Regions from separate parts of the Homo sapiens genome. Here all the other regions are linked to region 2. The links are chromatin contacts, found by Hi-C in ENCODE. All regions are on one chromosome and are shown on one strand. The core of a region is the stretch at or near the end of the contact, and the rest is flanking DNA. Distances in the headings are between cores, read along the strand shown.

The links. Hi-C counts contacts between places; a loop is a spot of excess contacts on that map. Pooled maps may share reads with other maps.
Region 1: a map with no recorded cell type shows a loop between it and region 2 (6-fold over the local background). The contact joins two enhancer-like sites. A Hi-C loop is called at or near these places in 3 of 37 single-sample maps with no recorded cell type and 5 of 50 pooled maps.
Region 3: a loop to region 2 is called in a map with no recorded cell type, with 11 times the contacts of the local background. The contact joins two enhancer-like sites. A Hi-C loop is called at or near these places in 16 of 37 single-sample maps with no recorded cell type and 4 of 50 pooled maps.

What each region holds. Positions count from the first base shown.
Region 1 is chr1:169,042,400-169,047,065 of GRCh38, reverse strand. All of the region lies in intron 3 of LINC00970 (long intergenic non-protein coding RNA 970), which reads left to right. Among named protein-coding and RNA genes, the nearest start is that of LINC00970, 42 kb to the left of the region's middle. RefSeq lists enhancers at 1,766-1,895, 2,448-2,707. Within about 2 kb of position 2,550, at least 6 of the 41 ENCODE cell types and tissues checked have a DNase peak (open chromatin) inside an H3K27ac peak, as active enhancers do.
Region 2 is chr1:168,464,131-168,468,312 of GRCh38, reverse strand. It overlaps LOC125312414 (a long non-coding RNA gene), which reads left to right. Exons shown (of 8, transcript NR_176090.1): 4 at 3,940-4,036. LOC101928565 (a long non-coding RNA gene) reads left to right here. Exons shown (of 5, transcript NR_176057.1): 5 at 3,940-4,182. Among named protein-coding and RNA genes, the nearest start is that of XCL2, 78 kb to the left of the region's middle. Within about 2 kb of position 1,977, at least 8 of the 41 ENCODE cell types and tissues checked have a DNase peak (open chromatin) inside an H3K27ac peak, as active enhancers do.
Region 3 is chr1:169,025,725-169,030,215 of GRCh38, reverse strand. The region is part of intron 3 of LINC00970 (long intergenic non-protein coding RNA 970); the gene reads left to right. Among named protein-coding and RNA genes, the nearest start is that of LINC00970, 59 kb to the left of the region's middle. Within about 2 kb of position 1,960, at least 4 of the 41 ENCODE cell types and tissues checked have a DNase peak (open chromatin) inside an H3K27ac peak, as active enhancers do.

The sequences.
Region 1 (4,666 bases), core at 1,301-3,800, 580 kb before region 2:
CTTCTCATCAACAACAACCTGGCATTTGTCTTTCCAGACTCAAGAATTTTTGAATTATTGGGTTCTACTCCACCTGCTCCCTTAGGTACCCTGCCTCTCAAATTGGTATTTCCAAGGGAGGGAAAAGTTAAGCCAAAGGTTTCCCAGCTGCTTATCTCAGCTGAAATGATCTCAGTAGTGTGCACAGCGGTTGGGCACAAGGGCTCTGGAGTCAGCTCGCCTGTGTTCCACTCCTTGTTATGTCTTTACTAAACTGTCTAATCCTGGATAATGCATGTAATATTGGTAGACTCTAGAATTCTCCATAAAAGGAGGTTAATGATAAACCCCTGGTATCATTCTGAGGATTAAAATAGATAATGTACGTAAGGCATATAACACTGGGCTTGCCACAGAGCAAGTGTTCAATAAATGTCAACGATCATTGTTTTTGCCTCCCCTTTTTATGCTTCCTTTTTACCTTTGCCTACATTGCTAAGTGCTTTCACCTTGTTTCATGGTGAGTGTGTTTGTGGAGAGTGAAGATAGGAATGATAGGGCACAGAGGCATTTTTTTGTCTTATTTTTCAACTCACCTGATACATAAAAAAAATTGATGCTACTTATTGAGGACTGGGCATCACACATACTATGGTGTTTTTAAAGCATGTCCACAAATTTTCGGCACTATTTCAAATAAAAGGAGCGGTCTAATTCTGCTCTCCTAGAATACAGTCTGGTGGTAGTGATTTGCTTCTAATAAATAGAAGGCAATGGAAGTGATGTCACTGTGTGACTTTCCAGCCAGGCCAGAAAAGAGGATATGGTTTCACCTGTTTCTCTCTCAAGTGAGATACATGCCTTTGGAGCCCTGAGCTACCTCATAAGAAATCTGGAGACCTTGAAGGGACCATGCAGAAGGACCATGTGGTGGGTCCCAAAGGGATAGAGGGAGGTGCCTGGGGAGCCACAGCTGCTCCAGCCCCTGCTCCAGCTATTTGTCTTCCCAGCATGGGAACAAGACCTGTGAATGAAGAAGCCTTGAAATTGACCCCAGCTCTAGCCACTGACCAGTCTGCCTCAATCACCTGGGAGACCCCGATTCAGACTAGCTCAGCTCAGCTGCTCTCAAATTCCTGGCCTACAAAACCCACAAGAGCTAATAAACAGCATTGCTCTTGCAAGGCACTAAGTTTTGGGCTGATTTGTTATGTATTGCTAGATAACAAATAAACGCATGATATCAACTAATAACTCTGTGTGGCAGGTATTGTTATCTTAGTTTCACAAATGAAGAAACTAAGGTTTAGAGAACTTGAGAAGCATACATACAATACCGCTAGGGAGACACAGAGCTGGGACACAAACTTGTGTCCACGAGACTCCAGAGCTTGTCAAGGATCCTCTGCACCAGGAGGCTGCCTCACTGGATGCTGGAGGAGGTTGAAACAAATAGGTAAAATTGTGTTTTTCTGTATCTGCCCTACTAGCCTCTCATGATTCTAAGATTAAACACACGATCACATTGTGTTTGGAAGATCACCACCTGTTCAAAACACTCTAGGCTCATAGTTAACTGGCAGAACCAGCCCCTGAAGTGAATTTACTAAAAGGCTCTGTGTCCTGCGTCTCCTTAGGAACAGTGCTGGGTTTCAAAGTAGGCATCAGGGCAGGGCTGCTAGTTAAAGGGGGTGGTCAGCAGGCCCAGAGGGCCCAGGTTGCCCTGGGGAAGCCTGGAGAAGGCTGTGAAGTTCCAAGCTTAAGGCAGGCAAGGGAAGGCCATATGGTGTGTGGTGAAAAATGGCGGAGGAAAACAGAACAAACAAGGCTGAGGAGTGGGAGCACAGCTGAGAAGGAAGTGAGAAGAGCACGATGTAACGGAAGCTCTGGAGAGCAATGAGAGAAATCTTCACAGACTGGATGGCTGAATGCTCCCCAGAGACACAGAAGGGCTCTGCTGCTGCTGCCAAGGGGAAGCAATTGGTTTGATATTAGACCCAAGGGGATTTACATGCCAAGGTCCACTTTAGAATTTCTATCCTAACCTCTGAACCCATGTACTTCTAAAACGTATATGTAAATGTTTCTGAGAAGACAGGGTCCATTCATTCAGGTTAATGTCTATCAAGCATCTATTATGTGCTGGGTGACCAGTGACAATGGGACATATAGAATATAAATTAAACACATTTTCTGCCCAAGAGGAACAGGGTCTGGAGGGAAATGATAATTTTTGGACACCTATTGTGTGCCAGGTCCTATCTGGGGTGATTTACTTAAATTTTCTCATTTAATCTTGACACCTATTCTACAAAATAGGCATTACCTTTATAAGAAGCTGAGCTTAGAGAAATTAAATAACATGCTTAAAGTTATATACAGCAAGCAAGTGTGTGTGTTTTAACCCAGGTTAATCTAATTCTAAAACCCATAATTGTTCCGCTGTCAACCCTGCCTCTCAGGCTTATGGGTTCGCATTTCTGGGTGCAGATTTCATGGAACTGTGTACAGAGGGCTTTAAGTCAGCAGAGAGGAAGTGGTTAGTCCTGCCTTGAAGAAGGTGCAGGAGGGGACGTGGTTTCACAGAAGTTATTAGATCAGGGCAGTGTAGGGAGAGGAGGAGTTTAGTAGTTAGAGAAGGACACTGTAGACAGAGGGAGTTGCAAGTCAGAGGGAACAGTGTGCCAGGCATGGAATGGAGGAAGACATAGTTGGAAAGACAGGCCAGGGCTAGACTGTGAGAAACTGTTTCTTTTCAAAGGAATATGGGCAAAGGGAAGCACTGAGGTTTTTAAGCAGGAAAGTGACTTGATCAGATGTGCCTTTTAGAAAGGTCATCCTGATAGCTCTTGGCAGTATTGTTAGGAGCAGAAAGAGCCTGGCCATTTTCACTTAGATGTTGCACTGACCTCTGAATCTCAAAAATCTCACAGTGAAATGCATGATCTGTCTTCTTCCTGCTTGCAAACTCTTATCTACTCCTGGGTACCCAACTTGGTAAGCACCTCACCATCCACCCAACTGACCAGGCCAGGGGCCTTGGCTTGTACAGAGGTGGGTGTGCACAGATGCTGACAAAGCTTAAGCATCAGGGCCCCTCACTCACATGAGCACTCTCCAGGCCCTGCACTGAATTTTGTGTTTGCAGCTTTGTAGTCAAGAGCTGTGCTAATCTCTTAGTTGTGCCATTTTTTCTCTTAAACTCTTTCTAATTTGGCTTTCAGCCACTATCTGCCACCTGGATCCCTGTAGTGGGTTTTGCTTAGGTTAGCCTGCTTCTCTACTTGCCACTGGAAATTTTATTCTCAAAGTAATTCTTCTAAAACATAAGTCAGGTCATGTTATTCCTCTGCTTAAAACCCTGTCATAGTTTTCACTGAGAGTAAAAGTCAAAGCCCTTACATTGCGCACTAGGGCCGTGCATCTCCTGACTGCTGTTTCCTTTTTGAGTTTTTGCCCACCACTCTTCCTTACACTTTGTGCTGCTCTAGCCACACTGGCCTGGAGCCACTCCTCAACACTCAGGCCCGCTCCCATTGTAGGGTCTTGGCTTTAACCTTTCCCTCTTTCAGGAGGCCCCTCCCACAGATATTTTCTCACCTCCCACAAGTCTGTGCTCAAGTCTTGCCTTCTTAATGAGACCTATTCTGACTACTATTCTTTTTTCTTTCCAACTTGTATTTTAGGTTCAGGGGGTACATGTGCATGTTTGTTACGTGGGTAAATTGTACGTCACAGGGGTTTTGTGTACAGATAATTTTGTCAACCAGGCAATCAGCATAGTACCTGATAGGTAGTTTTTCAATCCTCTCCCTCCTCCTACCCTCCACCCACAAGTAGGCCCCAGGGTCTATTGTTTCCTTCTTTGTGTCCATATGTACTCAATGTTTAGCTCCCATTTATAAATGAGAACATGTGGTATTTGGTTTTCTGTTCTTGTGTTAATTTGCTTAGGGTAATGGCCTCTAGCTGCATCCATGTTGCTGCCAAGGATATGATTTCATTCTTTTTTTGTGGCTATATAGTATTCCATGGTGTATATGTACCACATTTTTTTTTTATCCAGTCCATCATTGATGGGCACCTAGATTGATTCCATTTCTTTGCTATTGTGAATAGTGCTGCAGTTAACATACATGTGCTTGTCTGACCACTATTTTTAACACTGCAACCTGCCCCTTCCCCTCTCCCCTGCAGCCCTGGTTTACCATATTTTCAGAGATAGAAATCATACACTTTTATGTAACCTATGTATTAGCTAATGCTCTGTATCTATATATATTGACTTCCCAATTATTGATAACAATATTGACTCTTCAGAGAATTTTAAAGCTCAGAAATCCTTTTCATATCTATTCTCTCATAGGAATTATTGCCTTCCTGTTATACATAATAAAACTAAGCTCAGAGTTAAGTGAATTGTCTATTAATAACTACCAAATTTTGGCACCTACTCTGTGCCAGACACTATAAATATATCATGGCCAATGCTTACAATAGACCCATGAAGTGGATATTGTTTTCTGTGTCTTGCAGTTGAGAAAGCTCAGTGTTTGACACTTATGTGATGGTCTAAGTTCCCATTGCCTGTCACATCCAGGACTGCTTGATTCCAGAGCCTGTTCTTTTTCCATTGTTGTTCCTGTTCATTTCATTTCTTCATGCTGCCTCCCAGATGTGGGCTCAG
Region 2 (4,182 bases), core at 728-3,227:
TCATGCTTCTTTTCAGGATATGCTATTCTTTCAAATTTAGCCAAGACAGAGGATTCCATTCCAGACATTCTTTCCATGAATGGCATTCAGTTAGGAATGTTGTTATGCTTCCATCTTTTTTCACTTAATAAAGGCTTCAGCCAATCTAAGTTACAAATAAGCCTGACCCTACTGAGTTACAAAAGTTATGTTTTCTGTAGCTGGTTTAAGAGAACTGGAATCTGAATTGGCCTTCTCCAAGACTACAAGATTGAGTTGGATGACCTTTGCAAAGGTTTCTGGGAGGCAGCTAGACTAAGAAGCATGGGTCTTTCCCCTTCCTGCCTGGAAAAGTATACAGCATGTATAGTTTACCCCTTGGACAGAGCTAGTCCCAAGAAAATTCCTAAAGCTGGAAAAGCTGGCTACTGAACACCTAATACTCAGTTTCTCTTTTCTAAAATTCCTCCTGCTCTTAGAAACTCCCCTATTGCCCAGATGTCATGCAACTAAATTATATTGCAACCATACAATGGAATACCGTGCAACCATTAAAAAAATATTGTGGAAAAATATTTAGCAGCATGCAAGTCATTCAGGTATTCCCCCAGGCCTCCAATTCTCAATCAGAGCATAAAATTTGTCAAATATTTTACTCTGGTCATTGTTTCCTGAGCATGTAAAACCACACCATTTCCTGCACCAAGTCAAGGTTTACGGTCTTAGTTCCAAGAACTAGTTTATAAGTAATAAACCAGACTATTTCCGGTTAGACTAGCAATAAGAAAATATACTATAATTGTTCTTTTTATTGAGAAGCAGTGACATGGATGTTTATCCATCCTAACATTCTCAAAGATGCAAACTTCTCACTGGAATTTAAAAGACATCCTTTTTGAGTAACCATTAGTTAATACTATTGTTTTTCGAATAAGATATAAACCCTAGTCCATCAGTTCATGGCTAGGGGATTTTGAACATGTAACTTAATCTCTTTAAGGCTCAGTTACTGTATTGACAAAATGCAACTACAATAGTATTTATCTCATGTGGTTAATTGAAAAAGTAAACAAAATAGTATGTACACAACTTATATAGTTCCTAGTAGTCAGTAGATTCTCAATAGATGTCAGCTATTATGCAAACTGCAGGACCTCAGTTTTATCCTCCAGCCTGTATTTAAGAAGGGAGTTGAGAGAGTCTCATCCTCATGGATAAGAGCAAATCACAGACTTCACCAGAGTTTCTAGTCTGTCTTATGAGGGAGTCAGGAATTAAAGAACAGCTTTGTATGATTCTCTGTTTTGTTTTTGACCCAGTCTCTCTCCCCTGTGAAAAGCAGCAAGAGAGGTTTCACTTCTCTATGAGACATAGCAGGGAAGCAGGACCTTGCTCTGGAACCAGTCTTAGGGAACTGTTAAGTTTAAAGCGTACCAAGGGACAAAGCAAGGAGAATGGCCTAAAAGGAGAGAGAAGCCAGCTGAGACCATAGGGCCTTGGCAGTGGCAAAAAATAAGGGCAATTTGGGAAGACAAAGATGGGCCTAAGAAATTGTCTTGGGAATGAGCAATAGGAGGCCTAGGTAGGATTCCTGTTATACAACAACTCTTTCCCATCAGGAAGCCAAAACTACTCTTGGACTTGGTAATTCCCCTGTCCATATGACACCTTAGCCAAAAGGGTAAATCTAATTCCAGTAAATGAAAGTATTTAGAGTCCTCACAGTGAGGAAAACTGTCTGCAGGCACTGGTGCAGAAATGTCGATGAGTGAGAAACTCCAATATGTTTGTTTTGAGAGAAAGAGACAGAGACACCCACAACCACTGTAAGTCAGAACGTGATCCCTGTGCTAGCAGAGGTACAATGTGCTGTGGGGCATGGGGGAGGTAGCTCCAGTGTACTTACTAAGAAGCGTGAGCATGTGTAAGAGTGGGAGGTGGAGAGGGAGGGGCAAGAATCAACATGAGATTTACAACAAGAACATCTCTTTTCCGGGACTGCTGACATATCCTGGGCTTTCTGCCAGCTCTGACCACCACCTGTTCAAAAACCAGAATGAAAAGCATTCCCCTTCCTCAGATTCATGTTGACTTGCTCTTCCTTCCCATTATAGTTTGCCTCCCTTTGCACTTTCCAAGAAATTATAACCCTGGGCTCAAGTGAAAATGAGGATCATCTGATTTCAGCTTGTTAACAAGGAATATTGGAGAGTCTGAATGGTGACGACCATCCATGGCCTGTTGATATATAGTGTGTGCCTTTCTGCCCTGCCTTGTTTGCTGGTCTGAGATTTTGCACCCTCTGTGAGTGGCTAGAGAATTAGGTTACTTCCTAACTGCTTTCAGGCTCACCGTTTCCCTCAAAAATCCTACATTCCAATTCTTGAGGTCAGACTTCTTTGGGGCTACAAGGTAAAGGCACTGGCCTTGTTTTCCTAGTTCCTCTCGGTGTGATGTTAGATGTTTAATTTGAGATCTTTCTAACTTTTTGAAGTACGCATTTAGCACTATAAACTTTCTTCTTAACACTGCTTTTGCTGCATCCCAGAGATTTTGGTATGATGTGTCTCTGTTTTCACTTATTGCAAAGAATTTTTTTTATTTCTGCATTAATTTTGTTGTTTACCCAAAAGTCATTTAGGAGCAAGGTATTTAATTTTCATGAATTGTGTTGTTCAAGAGATCTTTTTGGTATTGATTTTTGTTTTTATTCCACTGTGGTCTGAGATTATGGTCAGTATAACTTTGATTTTTTTTTAATTTATTGAGGCGTGTTTTATGGCCAAGCATGTGGTTGATCTTGGAGTATGTTCTGTGTCTGTGTGCAGATGAGAAGAATGCGTATTCTGTGGGTGCTGGATGAAGTATTCTATAGGTGTCTATTAGGTCCAATTGGTCAAGTGTCAAGTTTAAGTCCAGAATTTCTTTGTTAGTTTTCTGCTCAGTGATCTTTCTAACACTATCAGTGGGGTGTTGAAGTCCCCCACTATTATTGTGTAGCTGTCTAAGTCCTTTCATAGGTCTAGAAGTAGTTATTTTATGAGTTTGGGTGCTCCAATATTGGATGCATATATATTTAGGATAGCTAAGTCTTCCTGTTGAATTGGAAACTTTATCATTATGTAATGCCCTTTTTTGTCCTTTTTTACTGTTATTCGTTTAAAGCCTGTTTTATCTGACATAAGAATAGCAACCCCTGCTCTTTTTTGTTTTTCATTTGCATGATAGGTCTTTCTCTGACCCTTTACTTTGAGCCTATGGGTCATTACATGAAAAGTCAAAAACAATAGATGCTGTCAAGGCTGTGGAGAGAAGGCGATGCTTATATACTGTTGGTGGGAACGTAAATTAGTTCAGCCATTGTAGAAAGCAGTTTGGAGATTTCTCAAAGAACTTAACCATTCAACCCAGCAATTCCATTACTGGGTATACATCCAAAAGAAAATAAATAGGACACATGTACTTGCATGTTCATTGCAGCACTAAATGCACCATGTCTTTTGCAGCAACTTGGATGTGGCTGGAAGCCATTATCTTAAGCAAATTAACTCAGGAACAGAAAACCAAATACTACATGTTCTCACTTATATGTGGGAGCTAAACATTGGACATAAAGATGGCCACAATAGACACTGGAGAGTACTAGAGAGAGGAGGAAATGGGGAATAAGGTTTGAAAAACTAACCACTGGGTTCTGTCTCACTTGTCTGAGTGACAGGATTAACCATACCTCAAACCTCCGCATCACACACTATACCTGATATGGTATATCTATATACATATACCCACCCAAATCTCATCTTGAATTGTATTTCCTATAATCTCCACATGTCATGAGAGGGACCTGGTGGGAGGTAATTGAATCATGGGGGCAGTTACCTCCATGCTGTTCTCGTGATAGTGAGTGAATTCTTATGAGATCTGATGGTTTTATAAGGGGCTTTTCCCCCTTTTTCTCAGCACTTCTCCTTGCTGCCGCCATGTGAAGAAGAATGTGTTTGCTTCCCCTTCCGCCATGATTGTAAGTTTCCTGAGGTCTCCTCAACCATGCTGAACTGTGAGTCAATTAAGCCTCTTTCAATTATAAATTACCCAGTCTCAGGTATGTCTTTATTAGCAGCATGAGAACGGACTAATACAATCCCCATATAACAAATCTGCACATGGGACCCCTGAATGTAAAATTAAAGTTTAAACTATTAA
Region 3 (4,491 bases), core at 711-3,210, 560 kb before region 2:
AATGTTAAAGTCAGTATTAATCACCAGACTTAAGAATAATATGTGTAATAATATAACTAATAGAGGATGACTTGCTTAAGGAAATTACACTTAGCTATAATTAAGTGCTTGCCCTACAAATCCTTCATCTAATGATTCTAAATTATTTTTCTTTCTTTTTTCTTTAATGTAAGCCATCGATTTTAGAAACTTTTGGGGACATTGCTGGTGATAAATCCATCATGGCTCAAACTAGTTTCATTACAAACTAAGAGTTATAATGGTGGTGACCTTGTTGCACTGTGAAAATGATCTACTATCTCCTCTTTCCCTTGTGTCTCTGTGGAAGAGATGTCCCTTTTCCAGTCCCTGGGTACAGACCCTCTCTCTTCCCATGTTTGCTGGATGCTGCCTCATGATTTATCCTGTCTTTCCAGATTGTCTTTTTCTCCTTTTCTAGTGGTTCTACTACCCTGGTTTCAGGAAGGCTCATCTCTATTCTACGACAAGCGACCTGAGAGAAGGGGCTGTGGGCTATTTATTTTTGCATCTCCAAACCTACCTAGCACGCTGTAGGGGGTGAAAATACAATTATTTTTAGAATTAATATGTGATTATAAGGATAACTTTGATTTATTTTTCTTCTTAATCTGACTTAGTGAATGGAAACAAGTTAACCTTAGCCAGAGTTCGGCTACGCATTCACTGAGTGCTTAAGTCCCTTTATTGTGGTAGCTGTGACTTGGTTTTAGCTCCTGTGCTACCAGAGGGATGATTGTGCAGGGAAGAGGTGGGAAGAGATGAGTAGAATGCTTTTTTGGGTCATTTTTGTGCCTAACTTATCTCCCGGAGACAGAAGCAGAAAGAGAAGTACCGTAGTATCTCTGTGTTAACGCACAAAACCCCATCATCTCTTATCAGTCACGAATCTCTCTACCAGTTCAGCTTTCTAGGCCCTTCATTAACACTCACCATCCCACAGTCCTCCCTGCAATATGGTTTTCCTGAAAGGGGAGTCCTGACAATAGTCCATGCAACCCTATGCAGTCTACAAGTTGCTTCTGAGAAGAACTTGGAGTTACAAAATCTCAGCACGTAGCAGGCTTTGTTTCTTGGGACAGTCAGTATCTCCTCCAGAACAAGCCATTTTAGGCTAACCAGAAAACAGATCTTTCTTTCTTTCTTTCCTTCCTTTTCTTTCTTTCTTTCTTTCTTTCTTTCTTTCTTTCTTTCTTTCTTTCTTTCTTTCTTTCTTTCTTTCTTTCTTTCTCTTTCTTTCTTTCTCTCTCTCTCTCTCTTTCTTTCTTTCTTTCTTTCTTTCTTTCTTTCTTTCTTTCTTTCTTTCTTTCTTTCTTTCTTTCTTTCTTTCTTGTCTTTCTTGCTGTCTTTCTTTCATCTCACTCTGTCACCCAGGCTGGAGTGCAGTGGCGCAATCTCAGCTCACTGCAACCTCCGCCTCCCAGGTTCAAGTGATGCTCCTGCTTCTGCCTCCCAAGCAGCTGGGATTACAGACGTGCGCCCCCACGCTTGGCTAATTTTTGTATTTTTAGTATAGACGAGGTTTCACCATGTTGGCCAGGTTGGTCTCGAACTCCTGACCTCAAGTGATCCACCTGCCTCAGCCTCCCAAAGTGCTGGGATTACAGGCATGAGCCACCGCCCCCAGCCAGAAAACAGATTTTCTAAAAGTGCTATTTAAGGTATTGTACATAAAATCACACATGTGTCATGAGCTGCAAAAGTGATCACCTCTGACCAAGAGAAGTGAGAAAAGAAAAGCTCAAACATGAGCCCTGAGTCTGGGAAGCCAGAATGGGAATTGTGTTTGGTTCACTGGAGAGAGGGAAAAAGAAAATAATCTTATCTGTCTCCAACAGTCCTGTCTCTCCTCAAGGCCATGCAAGTACAGATAATTCTTTTGAGCCAGTAGAACTACAGAGCCCTACGCACTCTTTTGGCTCCACAGTGGTCTGGCTGAGGCCGTCCCCCCAGTCTACTCCCCCAGCCGCATGCTTTTAAGCATGAGTGACCAGTGGGCCGGAGGTGCAGTGGTGCTGAGATTTGCAGAATATGGTGACATGCCAGTGATAATCGAAGGAAAGGACAATGTGTAGCTGAGAAACACTGACATCTGAGAAGTGTTCTACTCCAGTGACTCCCTAAATTGGTGGTTGATTGCAGTTATTCATAGCAGCACTAATTTCTTTTCTTGCCCTCTCTCCTTCTCTCTGGCCAAACAGTTTTAAAACAACATCAAAGGAATGAAAGAAAAATGCCAGAGAGCATCAACTTGAATCTCTCCACTCTAGCATGCCTAAATTTATTTCGTTTTATGTTTTTGTGTGTTCTAATCTTTTAATCTGTACAACAGATTAGTTAATGATATAAAAGGGAGCAGAATCCTTTATATAAATTTTCCAATTCAGCCAAGGTCAAGGAGATATTTTCATGCGGGTAGGGAAGTTCTGGCAATGTAGTGATGGTGTTTGTGACCTTGGCAAAGTGACCTCATCTCCATGTGCCTTGTCTGGAGTGGCTGAGCTCCGCCTTGGCCTGCAGAAAGGAATGGCCCCAACATATCTGTGGGAGTGTTGATACTAATAGTTAACTGGATACACTCTACTTTTGCTTTGTAGTGGTTAATATTTCCCCAAACTTTTCTTTCTTTAAAAAAATTCAGACCTACAGAAAAGTTACAAGAATAGCACAATGATGTTCATTTACCCTTTATCTAGATTTACTAATTGTTAACATTTTACCACATTTGCTTTTTCTCTTTCTCTCCACACACTTGCATGTTCACACAAATATTTTTTTGATAAGCCATTTAAGAATTCATTTCACAGAGAATTCAATTACTGTTACCTAAATATCTTAACACATGTCTTCTAAGAACAAGGACATTCTCCAACATAGCAACAATACAAGTATCACATTCAGGAAATCTAACATTGAAAACATAATATTATTTGATGTATAGGCCAAATTCTGATGTCTCCCAATTGTTCCAACAGTAATATTTTTAAAAATGTTTTTTCTTATTTTTCAATCCAGGATAGAATCAATAATCATTCATTCCATTAGCTGTTCTATTTGTTTAGTTTTTACAAATCTAGAACAAGGCATGGCGCCGTGGCTCATGCTTGTAATCCCAGTACTTTGGGAGGCCGAGGCGGGCGGATCACGAGGTCAAGAGATCAAGATCATCCTGGCCAATATGGTGAAACCCCATCTCTACCAAAAATACAAAAATCAGCCAGGCGTGGTGGCGGGCACCTGTAGTCCCAGCTACTCGGCAGCCTGAGGCAGGAGAATCGCTTGAATCCGGGAGGCGGAGGTCGCAGTGAAAGGAGATTGTGCCACTGCCCTCCAGCCTGGCAACAGAGCAAGATTCTGTCTCAAAAAAAAAAAAAAAAAAAAAATCTGGAATAGTCCTGAGCCCCTCTTTAAAAACAAATTTCTTATCTCCGTAACTTTTTTTTTTTTAATCTTTTGCAATTGAGTCTCGCTCTGTCACCCAGGCTGGAATGCAGTGGCCTGATCTTGGCTCACTGCAACCTCCACTTCCTTGGTTCAAGTGATTCTTCTGCCTCAGCCTCCTGACTAGATGGGACTACAGGTGCACGCCATCATGACCGGCTAATTTCTATAGTTTTAGTAGAGACAGGATTTCATCATGTTGGCCAGGCTGGCCTCGAACTCCTGACTTCAGATGATCCACCTGCCTCAGCCTCCTGAAGTGCTGGGTTTACAGGTGTGAGCCACTGTGCCCAGCCTCACCTTGACATTTTTGAAGAGTTCAAGCCACTCTTGAACTGTTTTGTAAAATGTCCCTCAATATAGATTAATCGAAGTGTTTCCTCATTCTTGGATTCCAATTAAACATTTGGGGCAGGAATACTGCATATATGACACTGTGCCCCTCTCCATGCATCACCACAGCAGGCACAACATAGCACAGAGTTACAACACTGATGTTCACTTTGATCACATAGTGAGGTCGGTTCCACCAGATTTCTCCATTTGGAGATACCTTTTATTCACTCCTTTTTAAAGTTAATAAGCAACTTGTGGAGTAGTTTTGTTTTTTTGTTGTTGTGTGTTTGTTTTGTTTTTTTGGGTTTTTTTTGAGACGGAGTCTTGCTCTGTTTCCCAGGCTGGAGTGCAATGGTGCTATCTCGGCTCACTGCAATCTCTGCCTCCCGGGTTCAAGCGATTCTCCTGCCTCAGCTTCCCGAGTAGCTGGGACTACAGGCACGCACCACCACACCCAGCTAATTTTTGTATTTTTAGTAGAGATGGGGTTTCACCATGTTGACCAGGCTGGCCAGGCATGGTGGCTCACGCCTGTAATCCCAGCACTTTGAGAGGCTGAGGTGGACAGATCACTTGAGGTCAGGAGTTGGAGTAGTATTTTAAGATTGTTCACTGCTGGTGGTTTCTTGTATGCTCATTTTTGCTATTGCAGCAAATATTTTATTTCATTTAAGATTTCATTCATAACAATTATTT